Linked DNA regions of Homo sapiens: region 1 is linked to region 2. The links are chromatin loops, found by intact Hi-C in ENCODE. Cell type or tissue: PC-3. All regions are shown on one strand. Links, peaks and the distances in the headings refer to the core of each region. The heading gives the core; the rest is flanking DNA.

Evidence for each region. Hi-C counts contacts between places; a loop is a spot of excess contacts. Peaks named below come from ENCODE experiments on the same cell type or tissue, not always from the same donor. Only the 100,000 strongest peaks of a DNase experiment are listed, where the experiment ranks them.
Region 1: a loop joins it to region 2, with 3 times the contacts of the local background. A loop is called at or near these places in 3 of 110 quality-filtered maps.

What each region holds. Positions count from the first base shown.
Region 1 is chr1:16,321,118-16,329,372 of GRCh38, forward strand. The region is part of intron 1 of FBXO42 (F-box protein 42); the gene reads right to left. Among named protein-coding and RNA genes, the nearest start is that of FBXO42, 27 kb to the right of the region's middle. In PC-3, for the core only: no CTCF peak of the experiment used is centred there; a DNase peak (open chromatin) is centred at 3,454.
Region 2 is chr1:16,250,838-16,259,092 of GRCh38, forward strand. FBXO42 (F-box protein 42) reads right to left here. Exons shown (of 10, transcript NM_018994.3): 5 at 5,769-5,922; 6 at 4,874-4,984; 7 at 2,798-2,894; 8 at 2,259-2,315; 9 at 1,451-1,567; 10 at 1-948. Among named protein-coding and RNA genes, the nearest start is that of CPLANE2, 18 kb to the left of the region's middle. In PC-3, for the core only: no CTCF peak of the experiment used is centred there; a DNase peak (open chromatin) is centred at 3,904; H3K27ac peaks cover 2,969 bases.

The DNA of each region.
Region 1 (8,255 bases), core at 1,558-5,557, 70 kb after region 2:
ACTCATACTGCTGTAATAGCCAATGTCAAGCAATTTCCACCATTCAACTGTTACACCCTCCACAAAAACATCAAACCCCATACCTTTGAGGGCATGTTTGCTAACTTGGCCCTAGCCACAGATGCCAAGGAGAACACACATGGGTGAGCTCAGATGCAATTCCTCTGTAATTACATGCCCAACACCAATTTGCATAGCCCTTCTTTTTCACTTCCATGATTAGGTAATAAAATCATCACTCATATTCCCCCAAGGATATAGAGGCATTTTGAAACTCTGAGTTTTTCTTGTTTTCATGCCAAAAGAAGCCCTACAAACTTTTCACACGTAAGCATACTAACTCAATGAATGTAATTTTCATGAAACTGTTTAAAAGAAGTCCTTCTCACCCTTCACATTTGTGTTACACCTTCTCAGCTTCCCCAACGTGACTGAATGAATGTACTGGAATCTGAACTCCCTGGAGGCAGGACCATTGGCCTAGGCATCTTTGTCTTCTTAGTACTAGGCATTCAAATGAGTGTAAGGTTTATTGACATGTCTACTCAGAACACCTTTGTGCTGAGCTCGCAAGGGTTTTTTTTTTTTTTTTAAAGATAGGGTTCTGCTCTGTCGCCCAGGCTAGAGTGCAGTGGCACAATTATAGTTCACTGCAGCCTTGAACTCCTAGGCTCAAGTGATCCTCCTGTCCCAATGTTCCAAAGTGCTGGGAATACAGGTATAAGTCACTGTGCCCAGTAGTTATTTTATAATAGAAATTACATCATTAGGCCAGGCGTGGTGGCTCACGCCTGTAATCCCAGCAATTTGGGAGTCCGAGGTGGGTGGATCACCTGAGGACGGGAGCTCAAGACCAGCCTAGCCAACATGGCGAAACCCTGTCTCTACTAAAAACACCAAAAATTAGTCAGGCGTGGTGGCAGGCGCCTGTAATCCCAGCTACCTGGGACATGTAAAAAAAATTACATCATTAGTATATCCAGAAAATGGTAGATCCTACCTTTATATGTTACTAGATGTTGTCAAAATATTTTATTGGTCAGAATTAATACAAATCTCTGGTTTATGGAATTTTGTACCTTTTAAGGTATATATACTGGCCTGAGAGTCTGCTGCCAGAGAGGAAACTATTTATTTGGCCCAGTAGTATCTTTTTCTTCCGAAAAACTACTATACTAGGCCAGGCGTGATGGCTCACACCTGTAATCCCAGCACTTTGGGAGGCTGAGGTGGGTGGATCATGAGGTCAGGAGTTCAAGACCAGCCTGACCAACATGGGGAAACCCCGTCTCTACTAAAAATACAAAAATTAGCTGGGCGTGCAGGCGCATGCCTGTAATCCCAGCTACTCAGGAGGCTGAGGCAGGAGAATTGCTTGAACCTGGGAGGCGGAGGTTGCAGTGAGCTGAGATCGCACCACTGTACTCCAGCCTGGGCAACAGAGCGAGACTCTGTCTCAAAATACAAAAAAAATTTTAAAAACTAAAAAAAAAACTATGCTACATATAACTAAACACAAATCAGTTTCTAAAGTCTGAATGCCTTACCCTTCTGAGGTATAAATTAAGGTTAAGATTTTGAGACTGGAAGATGTGGCCACTGTTTCTAGCTTTAATGCTGTGAAACCTAGCATAAGTCACACAGAGTAAGAAACAAAAACCTCCCTAAGTAATGAAAGTTCCCCACTTACTTCAGGAAGATTTTGTAAAGATAGTAGATATCAAGAAACTACTCTGAATTCATTGGAGAAAATCCGTAACCTAGAAAGAATCAACTCAAAAGAATTTCAACATGGGAATGAAACTGCTATGCATTTAAAAGCCATTGCCAGATTTGAGGGCAATATTTGATTAGTTTTTTGCCTTTGGTTTCTATTCAACTAGACATCTGACAATCCTCTTGTGGTAAACACATCTTTATTAAAGTTGGAATACACTTCATTTACCTAAAAGGAAGCTGAACATTTAAAATGCAATCAAACGTATTTGTCACAAATTCAAAAGGTTAAAAAATGTAATTGGCCAGGCACAGTGGCTCACGCCTGTAATCCCAGCACTTTGGGAGGCCAAGGCGGAGGAATCACAAGGTCAGGAGTTTGAGACCAGCCTGGCCAACATGGTGAAACCCCATCTCTACTAAAAATACAAAAAATTAGCTGGGCGTGGTGGTGGGCACCTGTAATCCCAGCTACTCGGGAGGCTGAGGCCAGAGAATCGCTTGAACCTGGGAGGCAGAGGTTGCAGTAAGCCAAGATCGTGCCACTGTACTCCAGCCCAGGTGACAGTGCGAGACTCCGTCTCAAAAACAAACAAACAAACAAAAAAAGTAATTAAGGGAACTTCTTACCGATAGATAATAAAATAAAGGACTGAGACCTAACTAAAGAATAAGGGACAGGGCCGGGCGCAGTGGCTCACGCCTGTAATCCCAGCACTTTGGGAGGCTGAGGTGCGCGGATCTTTTGAGGTCAGGAGTTCGAGACCAGCCTGGCCAATATGGTGAGACCCCTACTAAAAACAAAAATTAGCCAGGCGTGGTGGTGTGCACCTGTAATCCCAGCTACTTAGGAGGCTGAGGCAGGAGAATCCCTTGAACCCAGGAGGCGGAGATTGCAGTGAGCCGAGATCGTACCACTGCACTCCAAGGTGGGTGAGGTGACAAAGCAAGACTCTGTCTCAAAAAAAAAAAAAAAAAAAAAAAAGAATAAGGGACAAGAAGGAGGAGCAGAGAAAAATAAAAAGAAGAAGGGACTGGACTGAATGGAGGAACCCACAGTCATCCCACAGCATGAGGGCTTCTGAGGCTTTAGGGACAAAGCAGCAACCCTGAACAGATGTCATTATGAACTCATAAAGTGAACCACTTCAGCAGCACTAATGTAGGCTAAGTACTAAATGCTACTCTTGAAAATATACTGTTGAATGAGAGATTTAAAGAAGATCATAAAGTGATTCAATCTAAGACAATAAGCCTTCTTATGAATATACCACGGTTATCATTTTATCAACTCAAATGAAAAAGTTATAGAAAGTAGAAAAAGGATAAAATAAAAAATTCTACCTTACTCCGTGCATTCAACAAATATCAATGAAACATTTGCTATATGTAAAAATACCGTGCTTATTGCAAGCTTGACTGCTATCAAATATTAAAAACACAAAAAGAAAAAATATATTATGCTTAGATCCCACACAGGGTACAAAAAGAAGATATGTCACTATTTGCTGTCAAACAGATGGACCCACTAAGGGCCAAGGACACATAAATTAATAATACCAACACAGAACATTATATAATAAATGACCTATGAGACAAAACAAGAAGCCTTAACAGTTCAAGAAAGAAAGAGATGGCTTCTAACTAGTATAAGGAAGGTTCACAGACAAGCATTTCAGCTGAGCTCTAAAGACTAGGTAGAAGCCAAGTGTGGTGACTCATGCCTGTAATCCAAGCACTTTGGGAAGCCAAAGCAGGCAGAAAACTTGAGTCCAGGAATTTGAGACCAGCCTGGGCAACATGACAAAACCCTTCTCTACAAAAAATACAAAAATTAGTTGGCCATGGTGGCGCACACCTGTAGTCCCAGCTACAGGGGGTCTGAGGTGCGAGCATCGCTTGAGCCCAGGAGTTAGATGCTGCAGTGAGCCAAGATCGCGCAACTACACTCTAGCCTGGGTGACACAGCAAGACTCCGTTTCAAAAAATCAAAAAACAACAACAAAAATAAAGAAGAGGTAGAATTTCAGAGAATAAAATTGGGGAAGGTGAAGGGATTAAACATTGTCAAATTATTGTAACTTAAACTGATATCCTTTGCCACTTACAGAATTACCTTTAGAGCTGGGTGCAGTGGCTCACACCAGTAAACCCAACACTTTGAGAGGCCAAAACAGGCAGATTGCTTGAGCCCAGGAGTTCGTGACCAGCCAAAGCAACAAAGTGAGACCCTGTCTCTATAAAAAATACACAAGTTAGCCAGGCATGGTAGTGCAAACCTGTTGTCCCAGCTACTTGGGAGGCTGAGGTGGGAGGATCTCTTGAGCCCGAGAGGTGGAGGCTGCAGTGAGCCAATATCATGCCACTGCACTCCAGCTTGGGCAACAGAGCAAGACTCTGTCCCAAAACAACAACAACAAAACAGAATTACCTTTAAGACAAAACAAAACTAAACTAAAAAACACATTTTTTACCCAATTGTTTTTAAGTACACAGTTTAATATTTTAAATTCTACATTAACGAAGCATATAATCTAGAGACTCCTTATTATTGACAGTCTATGTTTTGACCAAAAAAAAAGCCTAGAAATAGAATAATTTGGCATAACCATTGTTGCTATTAGCAAACTGTGAGCTATTATGACAAATTCAGGAAGCTATTTTATAAAGCATACCAAATTTCATAACAGATACCAGCTGCAGTTTTTAAAAATGGTGAACTCATTAGTGTGCTACCCAATTAAGATTCCCTTAATAAAACAGAAAAAATTTAAAAATGGAAAAATAAAGTATTCCACAAACTACCCATCAATATACTTTCTTTTTTTTGTTGTTTTGTTTTTGAGAGAGTCTGGCTTTGTCACCTAGGCTGGAGTGCAGTGAACTCACTCGAGCGATTCTCCTACCTCAGCCTCCAGAGTAGCTGGGATTATAGGCATGCGTCACCACGCCCAACTAATTTTTGTATTTTTAGTAAAGACAGGGTTTCACCATGCTGGCCAGGGTGGTCTCAAACTCCTGACCTCAGGTGATCTGCCCACCTCGGTCTCCTAGAGTGCTGGGATTACAGGCGTGAGCCACCACACCTGGCCGAAAATTTCATATGGAGAACCATACGTTTTAAATTCAGCAAAATGCTTTATTTGGTAGAAAGGTAAAATGGAACTTCAGTGCCCAAATTTGTGTGTGTGTGTGTGTGTGTGTGTGTGTGTGTGTCTGTGTGTGTCTGTGTGTGTTTTGAGATGGAATTTCGCTCTTGTTGCCCAGGCTGGAGTGCAATGGCACGATCTCGGCTCACTGCAACCTCCACCTCCTGAGTTCAAGCGATTCTCCTGCCTCAGCCTCCCAAGTAGCTGGGATTACAGGCATGCACCAGCATGCCCGGCTAATTTTGTATTTTTTCGCAAAGACGGGGTTTCTCCATGTTGGTCAGGCTGGTCTCGAACTCCCGACCTCAGGTGATCCATCTGCCTGGGCCTCCCAAAGTGCTGGGATTACAGGCATGAGCCACCGTGCCCAGCCTCTTTATTGTTAATACAACTACTCGAGTTTTAAAATTTCTTCTTGAGGCCAGGTGCAGTAGTTCATGCCTGTAATCCCAGCACTTTGGGAGGCCAAGGCAAGTGGATCACTTGAGTTCAGGAGTTCAAGACCAGCCTGGGCAACATGGTCAAACTCCATCTCTACAAAAAATACAAAAATTAGTGGGGTGTGGTGGTGCACACTTGTAGTCTCAGCTACTCAGGAGGCCGAAGTGGGAGGATCACTTGAGCCCAGGAGGTAGAGGTTGCAGTGAGCCAAGATCACACCACTGTATTGCAACCTGGGCAACAGAACCAAACCCTGTCTCAAAAAAAAAAAAAAAAAGAAAAAAATTATTCTTGAGTTAATTCTGATAGGTGATGTTTTTTCTAGGATTTATAAGTCATCTAAAACACGTAAGCCAGAATCAACTACACCTTTCATTACTCACATAATTTAAACAAACAACTAATAAAACATGGAGATGAGCTACATAAATGTCATCTAAGTAATGGCTAAAGGCCCTTAAACAAGATAGGTCTGCTCTGAAAACATTCAGTTTACTATGAACCATTTAATCTTCCTAATCCCAAAAGGTGTCAACCAGGAAGCCTGCTCACTTACACAGCACCATCTCTCTCTCACCATCTCTCTCTATGACCCACTTCTAAATGTCATTTTAACTTCCTTTTTTCCCCATTAGAGTGTACACTACTTGAGAGCAGAGACTAAGCCATATTATCTTTGTACATCTGGCACATTAGTAGACACCTTAACAATATCGGTACTTTTTTGATGAAGATCATAAAGTACCTTACTGACGAGGGATGTTAATGACTCACTTACGGTTGCAAAGTATACTCTTGAGGTGTTCAGTGTTGAAAGACTTCACTGAACCGTACTTTCACATGGCCTTGCTTATGACCAAAAGCACAAAGCCATCTGTAAGACAGTTCATCTTAGTTGGGAGTAGAGCATAAAATGTATTTTTCTTCACTGACGAATTAACTGAAATAAAAACAAATCTTAAGCAAAGGCATAATTACACTTTTATGTAAATGTGCAATACTGTCAGAAGCCTAGCTGAAAAACCAAAAAGTAAAACAAAACAAAAATGCTAACTTTTAATCGTGGTAAGTCCCAGAAGAAAAACATTAAAAGGAGTTCAAAATTAGAAAGATAAATAGATTCAGAGTTAAAGATAGAGCCTAAACTATTTTGCCCAAACCATTCAATTCTTTAAAGCATTTTAAAATCCAAGTAACACAGAAAAGTGACCATCCTAAGAGTAGAGCTTGATGAATTACTGCAAAGTAAACACAATCTCATTTATTTTAAGATGGGAAAGTTTTTGTTTTGTTTTTTAAGACGGAGTCTCGCTCTGTTGCCCAGGCTGGAGTGCAATGGTGCAATCTCTGCTCACTGCAACCTCTGCCTCCAGGTTCAAGCGATTCTCTCACCTCTGCCTCCCAAGTAGCTGGGACTACAGGCACACACCACCACACCCAGCTAATTTTCGTATTTTAGTAGAGACTGGGTTTCACCATGTTGGCCAGGCTGGTCTCAAACTCCTGACCTCAAGTGATCCGCCCACCTTGGTCTCCCAAAGTGCTGGGATTACGTGTGTGACCCACTTTGCCCAGCCAGGACAGTCTGAAACAATCAAAATGATAGACATATCCAAGTCACGCAGCTTATACTGACAAGTGCCACTGTGAGAAATTCCAAGGTTTTCTATAAAACTGGTAAGACTCAAAGCTCACAACCCACATTTGTCAAAACCCACAGCATCAAAGAGTGAAATTTAATACATGTAAATTTTTAAAAAAAACCACTTACTCAGGAGGCTGGGGGATCCTAGATTATGATAAAACAATCCAACTATATTACAAATATATGAGACCACCTTGGGTGGAGGAAAAGGTGTAACCTAAGTAACTTTGGAAATAAGGGGCATCTATAAAACTAAAGGCAAAAGAAACTTCATATAAGCACTAGTCTCTACTTGACAAAGTTGTTTCTCACAAAAGCAGAGGCTAACAATACTAATCTAGCTATACATGTATATTGGCATTGAACGATTAAGTAAATAGTTGGCAGATGGCTAGACCAAATTTTCTTATTGGAGTGGGAATTTACAAATAGTCAAGGAAGGAAGATAGAATGATCCTGTGATAATGGATTAGAGTGGGAGACAGGATGAACTCATGTTTAAATAGATACAGATGGTTACATATAAATATTTACAATTGGTGCATAATATACACACACACACATATATACATGTGTTAGTATACACTCATCTACCACCTTGTTCTGTTAACTGCAAGGGCCTACAAGTAATAAGCATACCTAGCACCCAGAAGTTCTTTCTAATACCGTTCTCCAATAAAAGAAACCAGGGCTCCTTGGTGAAACGGCAGAATCTAGGAGGACAGGAAATATATAAGATGAGCCTGGAGAATCCAGTACTGCCACAAAGTAAGGAAGTGCCCTAAAAACAAAACAAAAGAAAATTGATGGGATTGGCCGGGTGCGGTGGCTCACGCCTGTAATCCCAGCACTTTGGGAGGCTGAGGCGGGTGAATCACAAGGTCAGGGGTTCGAGACAAGCCTGACCAACATGGTGAAACCCCATCTCTACTAAAAATACAAAAATTAGCTGGCCATGGTGGCGGGTGCCTGTAATCCCAGCTACTCAGGAGGCTGAGGCACGAGAATTGCTTGAACCCAGGAGGCGGAGGTTGCAGTGAGCTGAGATTGTGCCACTGCACTCCAGCCTGGGCAACAGAGTGAGACTCTGTCTCAAAAAAAAAAAAAAAAAAAAGAAAATTGATGGGATTGTGTAAAAGGGGCAAAGGAGGCAGATGAAAGAGCTCCTGATGGTCAAAACTGAAACAACTGGGCCATAAAATAAATTGGTATTGGATCAAAACCCCAAGTACAGGCCAGGTGCTGTGGTTCATGCCTGTAATCCTAGCACTTTGGGAGACTGAGGCGGGTGGAGTGCCTGAACT
Region 2 (8,255 bases), core at 1,506-5,505:
CCATTTGACCCGCCCCTTCTCCTTGGTGTCTTTAATGTCCAGCACGTACATCTGCATGGGCTTGCAGTTCATACTCTGGTATAGGGGTTTGCCAACATTTAGGGACTGTGGAGGGTGGTGGCCCAGGCGGCGAGCAATGGGAGGTAAGGAATGTCCATCTCCTTGGGCAGGCCCTGGGCGAGGGATGGGCACTGTTTCTCCACTGCTCAAACTCTGGCTCCCAGGAGAGCCTGGAGAAGACCCAAGAGGAGGACTTAGTGCTGCAGAGGCCGAGGGGCCTTTGGAGGACATCGCTTTGATGGCTTCCAGACTCCGACGCAGGGCACCTGGGGAGACGGCCCCTGCAAGGGCACTGGCCACGTGAGGTGGGGTATGCACACCATTTGTCTGTTCAGGAGGGTGTCTCATACTTCCCCCAACTGTCCTATTGTCCATGCCATCCATGGGATTACTACTGGAAGCGGGTTTCAGATCCCAATTCAGATCTATGGATCCTAATCTCAGATCTTTCTGATCTGGTAGTGATCCTCGTCGGGGGGCCAAAGAAAGTCCTATTTTCAGGTCGTATCCTTCAGGAGCAGATGGAGTACTTGGAGATATGGCCTGTACAGGACTGTCCAAAGAAGAGCCACCCACAGCTGCCGTTCCTGGAGACAAACTCCCACCATTGAGGATAGGAGAGCCGTCTCCTCTGGCTGGGGAAAGGCTCCCTTCCCGGGAACCTGAAGGAGTCTGCCTTTGAGCCCTGGGTCTCAGTGTTCCCCAGCGGCCGTTAACACAAGGAGCTTCATCCATGCTTCTTACTGGAGACTGAGAGCGGTACTCTCGGGTTTCAGGAACGAGAGCTGGAGGAGTGGCACTGATAGGTGATGGGCGAGAGTTCAAACTGGGGCTGAGTGGGGCTCTCCCACTAGGAGCCTGGCTGAAGACCACCACACACTGTCCCACCTGGAAGACAAAGGACCAGTGCTCACACTCTTCTATGATTCTGATTGTTCATTCAACTGTCAAACATTTTATCATGAGCATCTGTCATGTGCCAGACATTTTGTAGGTACCTGAGATATGAAGATGAAAATGATGTAGTCTGCCCTCTAGGCTAGAAGTCAGACATGGGAACAATCGCTGCTTTGTGTGACATATGCTATCATTAGAGATATGTATACAGAAGGGGTGGGGAGAAGGGAACAATCAATTTTTGTTAGAAGGAGAAGGGAAAGTTTCACAGACAAACAGATGCTTAAAGTTGGGACTTACTGAATGAGTAGGGCCCCTGTAAGTTTTCCCATTTAGTGAGAAATGCCAAAGGAGCTATGGCTAATGTTCACCTCTTTTGTGACACCAAGGTGTTTTCTATTTTTGTACAAATTTCTTTGTAACCTGACAAAGTAATGTGGTTTTCCACAATTTAGGACCTGTCCTCCTGCTAGCCTGTCAGCTCCCTGCTTACCCGGCAAGCTGGATGGCACCACAGTTCTGGGGCCCCATGCTCTTCATTTTCTACCTTGAGTGGCTGCCAGGCCCAAGGACCAGAATGCATGTGCAACAACCAAGCATCCTTGAATAGCTGTAAGAGAAAAAACCAATAACAAGACTCAGGTGTGATATGCGTTCCAAAACACACACACACAGAGTTGCAGTCTCAAAGCTCTCCTGTCTGGTCTTGAAAGGATGTGGACTCTTCAGAAGGATAGCAAAATCCTCAGTTAATTATTCAGTTGTGCATGCATCCACTTACGCTTTCATTCATTCATATATTACCACTGGCTTAGCACATGGAATTGTGCTTGTGACCCATGAATCAACTGAGTGGTTTTGACACTTGCCCATAATTTTATGTGTATGTATTGGGGATTGAAGGAGAGGATAAATAATACATATCCACAACTTTCTGAATCTGCTTTCTTAAATACTGTGTGAACTCTGACAGTTATCAACCTGCTTTTTTGTTCCACTGCCCTCTCCCCTTTGAAAATATGATAGCAGTAAACTTTATAGCCTAAAAAGGAAATAGGAATGGGAAGAATATAGATATGAATATTCAAGAGACAAATATCTATGATTAAAAGGATCCCCCCACAACCCTAAAAAAAAGCAGAAACAAAGGCCAGAAAATACAAAGGCTATACCCAAAAAGCATTCCTTAAATTAAAATGCCATGGAAATAGTCTTGTATACTCCTAGAAAAGAAGACAGGGGAAACAGGTTTTGAACACTTAGTAGCATGCACATGGGAATGCCACAGAAGCAATACTCACAGCATTGGGACCGCCACACCCTCCGAGGATTAAGATAGTTGCATCATCTATGACAATCTGAGGAGGGGAAGACATTGAAAATAAACCTACAAAGACACAGGTTTCTGACTTTCTATGCTTCACTGGTATATGAGAATAGCCTACCTAGCTCCCAAATGGGAATATTCTAGTTACCATAACCTCTCCATTCTCCTAAAAACATATCAATTCTGATCCCTGTGAATAAATTACTGATAATTCACCTGAAAGGATACATTCTTTGTTGATCAAATATTAACATGAATGTCAACCACATAAAATGCAGGATTCTCTTGAGAAATGACACAGCAAAGTAAATGCTTTGGGGAGGAGCATAATATAAAACCACTATAAATAATATGACCCATTAGAAGTTGAAAAATAAATACCAGTAAAAAAGAATGATACATTTTCTTTGGCTTAGTGCATATTGGCATCTTACCTGACTCCCTCCTCCCTCTCCCGTCCTAACTGAAAGACGCTACAGTGTTTGCTGAATAGTTATTTTAATTCCTGAGCACCTGAGATTGGCCACCTCGAGGATGAGGACTGGGGCCAGAGATGTTCGGCTTGGACCACGCCCACTGCTCAAGGTCAAGGACCCAGACATCATTGCTCCTGTGAATTAAGGACAGAAGGATAAAGGTAGTTAGGAGCTCCCAGGGACCATAATGGTGGCTGGGGAGTTCCACATGCCTGTGGCCCATCTGGCAAACTTGCACCATTTTCACTTTCACAGACTGTGTGGGCTGGAGCAGGTTTTAGAGATGCCCTACTCAGAGTTCAGGGGCTTCTGAACCAGAAAGAGACCATGTTGCTGAATCCCAGCTCTGTAGCCTGAACAAGTCACTTAATTTTCTCTAACTCTGACTTTATCTCTAAAATGAAAATACTGTTACTACTGTCTGAGGAGCTGATATAAAATGAAGGGACCTTTATAAAGATGCGCAGCAAAGTGTTATGCTCCTACTTAGCACTTAGGCTGTATCTTTCTTCCCCTACTTTCCCTAGAAGTCATCCTGAGACCCTCCCTCTGCTCTTTCCACGAGGCCTCATCTGAGCCACGTCTGCGGCCAGACACTAGTGCCTAATGAGATTATTTTTTTAACCATCTATTAACTGAAGTAAAAGCAGATGATTAAAAAATAGTTAATTGGTGACAGCAGGAAATAGACACTGGTTAAGCTACAGTTTTCAAAAGCAAAAACCACAAAGAAGAGAAAAAACGATTCAAAAGGCAGCTTCATCATTGTCCAGGAGTTAAAAGCTTTATCGATTCTGGCTACAAAAAGTAATTGCACAATGACTAATGAAAGCTGCAGTTTTATCAAGGACAGACTGGCATCTCTAACCCTCAAGGGACCAACATGACGAGGACAGACTCCTGGATGGCAGTCTCTCTTTCATGGTCACTTAAGGTCATTGATTCACCCACAAAAATACAGGAATAATAGTTCCAATATCTGAAATCCTAAACTCTCTCATTGGGAGAGTAGCTCCTATAATCTCTCTCCATAACTGTTTTAAAATATGAAGATGGAAATGCCCTAAGGGAGGACAGGTGTGGGATGGTCTTGCTGCTGACAGCTCATCAACTTCCACTTCAGAGCACAGGGGGAATGACCACAACTGCTGCTACCGCTGAATCAGACAGTGATACAGATGGAATGCTCTGGCTCCTGACTATGGCTTGAGCTGTCCAGTATGGCCAGAAGTGGACAGGACAGGAGGTAGGGACAATGACCTCACAGAAATGTCATGCCTGACACAGTTTTCCTGTTCCTACCCATTCCACAACCCATCCCATTTGTTTTTTTCTTTTCTTTCCTTCTTTCTTTCTTTTCATGCCCTTTACATGTGGCTCAACCAACCTATCACATTTGGAGGGCCCACCATTTCCACTTGTCCTGTCAATCTCCCCCTCTTCTCCTCTAAAGCCCAAAAGGGCAAGAGCTGGGTAATAAAGTAGAATAAGTAAAAGCATTCTGTTCTCGAAAGTTGGCCTTCTGCAGGCACAGCACAGCAGGCAAGGTGGAGGTTCCATCAGAATTTGATCCTACTGAATAGAACCATATGTCAAAGAGATTCTATATAACTATGATTTTATAGAGCAAATTTTTCAATTTATTGGTCTGTGATTAAGGGATTAAAGAACAGAATGCTAGGATGAGATAACTAATTGGATTAATTAGAGCCATGCTCAGGAATACTGACCCTAACTTACTTTTTTTTTTTTTTTCCTTAAGAGTCTCGATCTGTTGCCCAGGCTGGAATGCAATGGGGTGATCTTGGCTCACTGCAATCGCCACTTCCCAGGTTCAAGCGATTCTCCTGCCTTAGTCTCCCAAGTAACTGGGACTACAGGTGTGTGCCACCATGCCCGGCTAATTTTTGTATTTTTAGTAGAGATGGGGCTTCGCCATGTTCGCCATGCTGGTCACAAACTCCTGACCTCAGGTGATCCACCCACCTTGGCCTCCCAAAATGCTGGGATTACAGGTGTGAATTAGGCACCTGGTCCCTAATTCACTTTTAAACCTGTTATTCCCAGGAGTATTTACCTTCAGGCTCATATGGAGCAAACCAAATGTACTTACATTTGCCGGGATCCTAAAGAGCCACCAAAGACAATCATTTTATCATCTATCACACAGGAGGAGTGGCCAGCCATGGGAGGTGGCCCATGGGTTGTCACAATGCAGTTCCACCTAATGTAAAAAGACAGGAGGAAGTCAAGAAGTCAGCACCACACACTTTATGTAAAAATAGTAAGTAGGCATCCATTTAAAATGATAATCCTATCACTTTCAGCAGAGATTTGTTGGGATAATAAGTAGAGGATGGCATAATGTATTTATGCCTTTCCTACAAGTTTGCTTAAAGTTATCTTCTTTCAAGTTCTGAATGTAAACGGTCTGGAGGGAGAGAGATGAGAAAACGATGACAAGAGACAAGATCATGGCTTCTTTGGCCTGGTTTGCTGACAAAGCACCACCTGCCACCTGCTACCTTTCCCTATGGTCCTGATCAGTAACAGCTAACAAGCGCCACGTACTAAGTCTTCCATTACAAGAAACGGCGGTTGCTGTCATTAAGAGATATATGTTTGAAAAACAATTCAGAGTAAGTCTTGGAGACACAGTTAGGAGTAAGGAATCATCTGGATCTACAACACTCCTGGAGTGTTAGCAGCCAAAGCTGAAGAGCTCGCTGTTCTTCAACTGGCTCATTCATTTTTCTTGAAAGAGGAATAAATCTCTTCTATTTTTTCTCTTTAGAATAAGGATTCTAAATGCAGGGTTCTAAGAGAGTCCTGTAAACTCTCTGAAACTGTTGGTAAAATCTGTGAATATGTGCATTTTTCCCCTCCTGGGAAAAGAGTCCACAGCTTTCCATCTAATTCTCAAAGGGACTCTTGACACAAAAAAACAAAGAATCCACTGATTTAAGGCCTTTTCTTCCAGATTTAAAGAGTTTATCTTTGTGACTTACCAATTTTTAGAGGGTGAGTAAGTGTGTATTTCATCAAAGAATCTCTCTGGCTGGTGTAGGGGATAAGGGCTTGGCCGCGTCCAGCCACCAAACAGCACTAGCAAGTCCTTGTACACGACCAGAGTTGCTCCAGCTTTGGGGGAAGGATAGGACCCTAGGGAAAGTCAGTAACACCATGGTTAGCATTCAGGATCTCACAACAATCCGTAGTTAGGCTATCCATAGATCACCTTTCCCTGGAAGAGCAACAAAAGGGGAACTAATACTACAAAGTGTAGAGGAAAGGTGGAAAGAAAACTGGGTTTGAGTCTGAGAGAAAATCATCACTAATTCACACGTCTTTTATTATTAACAGAGAAATATGAGTTAGAGAAAAGTTACTTAGCCTCTCTCATGTTTATAATTTGCTCACCTAAAATTAGGGATGAGAGTACCTATCTCATAAGGCTGTTTTGAGTATTAAATAGTATATTCAAAGCACCTAACATAATGCCTGGCACATAGAAAGTGCTCAACAAATGAGCACCCCTTCCCATCCCTTTAACAAACTTAACAGAGGTCACAAAGAAAAGAAAGAATGTAGAGGACCAGGGAGAAGTATACATAGAGGCTGGATGTCTGGATGCAACTTAAAAATAACTCGTTACAAAACACAGGTAAGAAAAGGAGGCAGGAGGCAGTTCTTATTTGTCCCGTGAGTCAAATTTTAACATAGGGACCTCCAGGCCCCTAGCTATGGGCTTCACATAACCAGATAGCCTCAGCCTAGCACAAATGGGGCAGACCTTCAAGGATTGGTGTGAAGGAATTCCAGTGAAACCATAAGTCTTACACCAAACACCATCTAGACTGGACCTCTGGGCTACACTGACCAAATTCTGAAAAAAAACACTTTGGCTTATGCTGGAAAACTTTAGAGATAACAAATGTCTTACAGGAGCATAATTTTTCAAAATCTATTGTCTTTGAAATAACAATTGCTATTTTTCCCCATCCCTCACTCTACATGTCACCTTTAGTTTCCTCAAGACCAAAGTAACTTGTCCCAATATCCAGGTGTCAGTAAATACCAGAATACTTTTTTTTTCCTTTGGAGGTGGAGTCTCGCTTTGTCACCCAGGCTGGAGTGCAATGATGCAATCTCGGCTCACTGCAACCTCCACCTCCTGGGTTCAAGTGATTTTCCTGCCTTAGCCTCCTGAGTAGCTGGGATTACAGGCATCTGCCATCATGCCCAGCTAATTGTTGCATTTTTAGTTGAGATGGGGTTTCACCATGTTGGCCAGGCTGGTCTCAAACTCCTGACCTCAGGTGATCTACCCGCTTTGGCCTCCCAAAGTGCTGGGATTACAGGCGTGAGCCACCATGCCTCGCTGAGAATACTTTTTTTTTTAAAATCTTTTTTTTTTCTTTTTGGTTAAAGCTGCAGGACTCATTTTTCAAAGGATATCTTAAGCAGAAGAAATCCCAACACTACATTAACCTGACAGCAGTCGAGATGCTCCAATCTAGGTGGAGAGCTTTGCTTCCTCTTTCAGTAGCACATTACAGAACACTGTTTGAAAAGCCCTGCTCAGACTGCTTTAATGGTGTCACTTACAAAGTCTCAAGGTTGAGAAGGTAGAGCAGAGGACTGTCTTTCTTGTGATCTCACTTAGGGGAACAATACGATTTACTGAGAAGGCATCAGTCCTGAAGAGTACAGGGTGAGCATCTAAGAACACCATGTGGCATCAGCTATTTTTCATTTCTTCTTCCTTTTTTTTTTTTTGAGACAGGGTCTTGCTGTTGCCCAGGCTGGAGTGCAGTGGCACAATTACGGCTCACTGCAGCCTCAACCTCCTGGGCTCAAGGGATCCTCCCACTTTAACCTCCCAAATAGCTAGGAATACAGGCAAGCACCACCATGCCCGACTAATTTTTAAATTTTTTGTAGTGATGGGGACTCCCTGCATTGCCCAGACTGGTCTCGAACTCATGGGTTCAAGCAATCCTGCCGCCTTGGCCTTTCGAAGTGTTAGGATTACAGGTGTAAGCCACTGTGCCTGTCCGTGTCAACTATTTTGAATACTTTCATAAATAAAACCAACACTAATCCAGACCACAGGAACTGACTGTAGAAATGAGTCTTTATTTATTTATTAATCTTGAGACAGGGTCTAGCTTTGTCACCCAGGCTAGAGTGCAGTGATGCGATCATGGCTCACTGCAGCCTCGACTTCCTCAGGCTGAAGCAATCCTCTTGCTTCAGCCTCTCGAGTAGCAGAGGCTACAGGCATGTAATACCATATCCAGCTAATTTTTAAAATTTTTTTGTTGTGATCAGGTCTTGCTATGTTGCTCAGGCTGGCCACGAACTCCTGGCCTCAAGCGATCCTCCCGCCTCAGCCTCCCAAAGTGCTGGGATTATAGGCATTACCCACCTCACCCAGTCAGAAATCTTCTCTAGGAAGAGTTATCACATCAATCTGAAGTGCTGAGGTATTC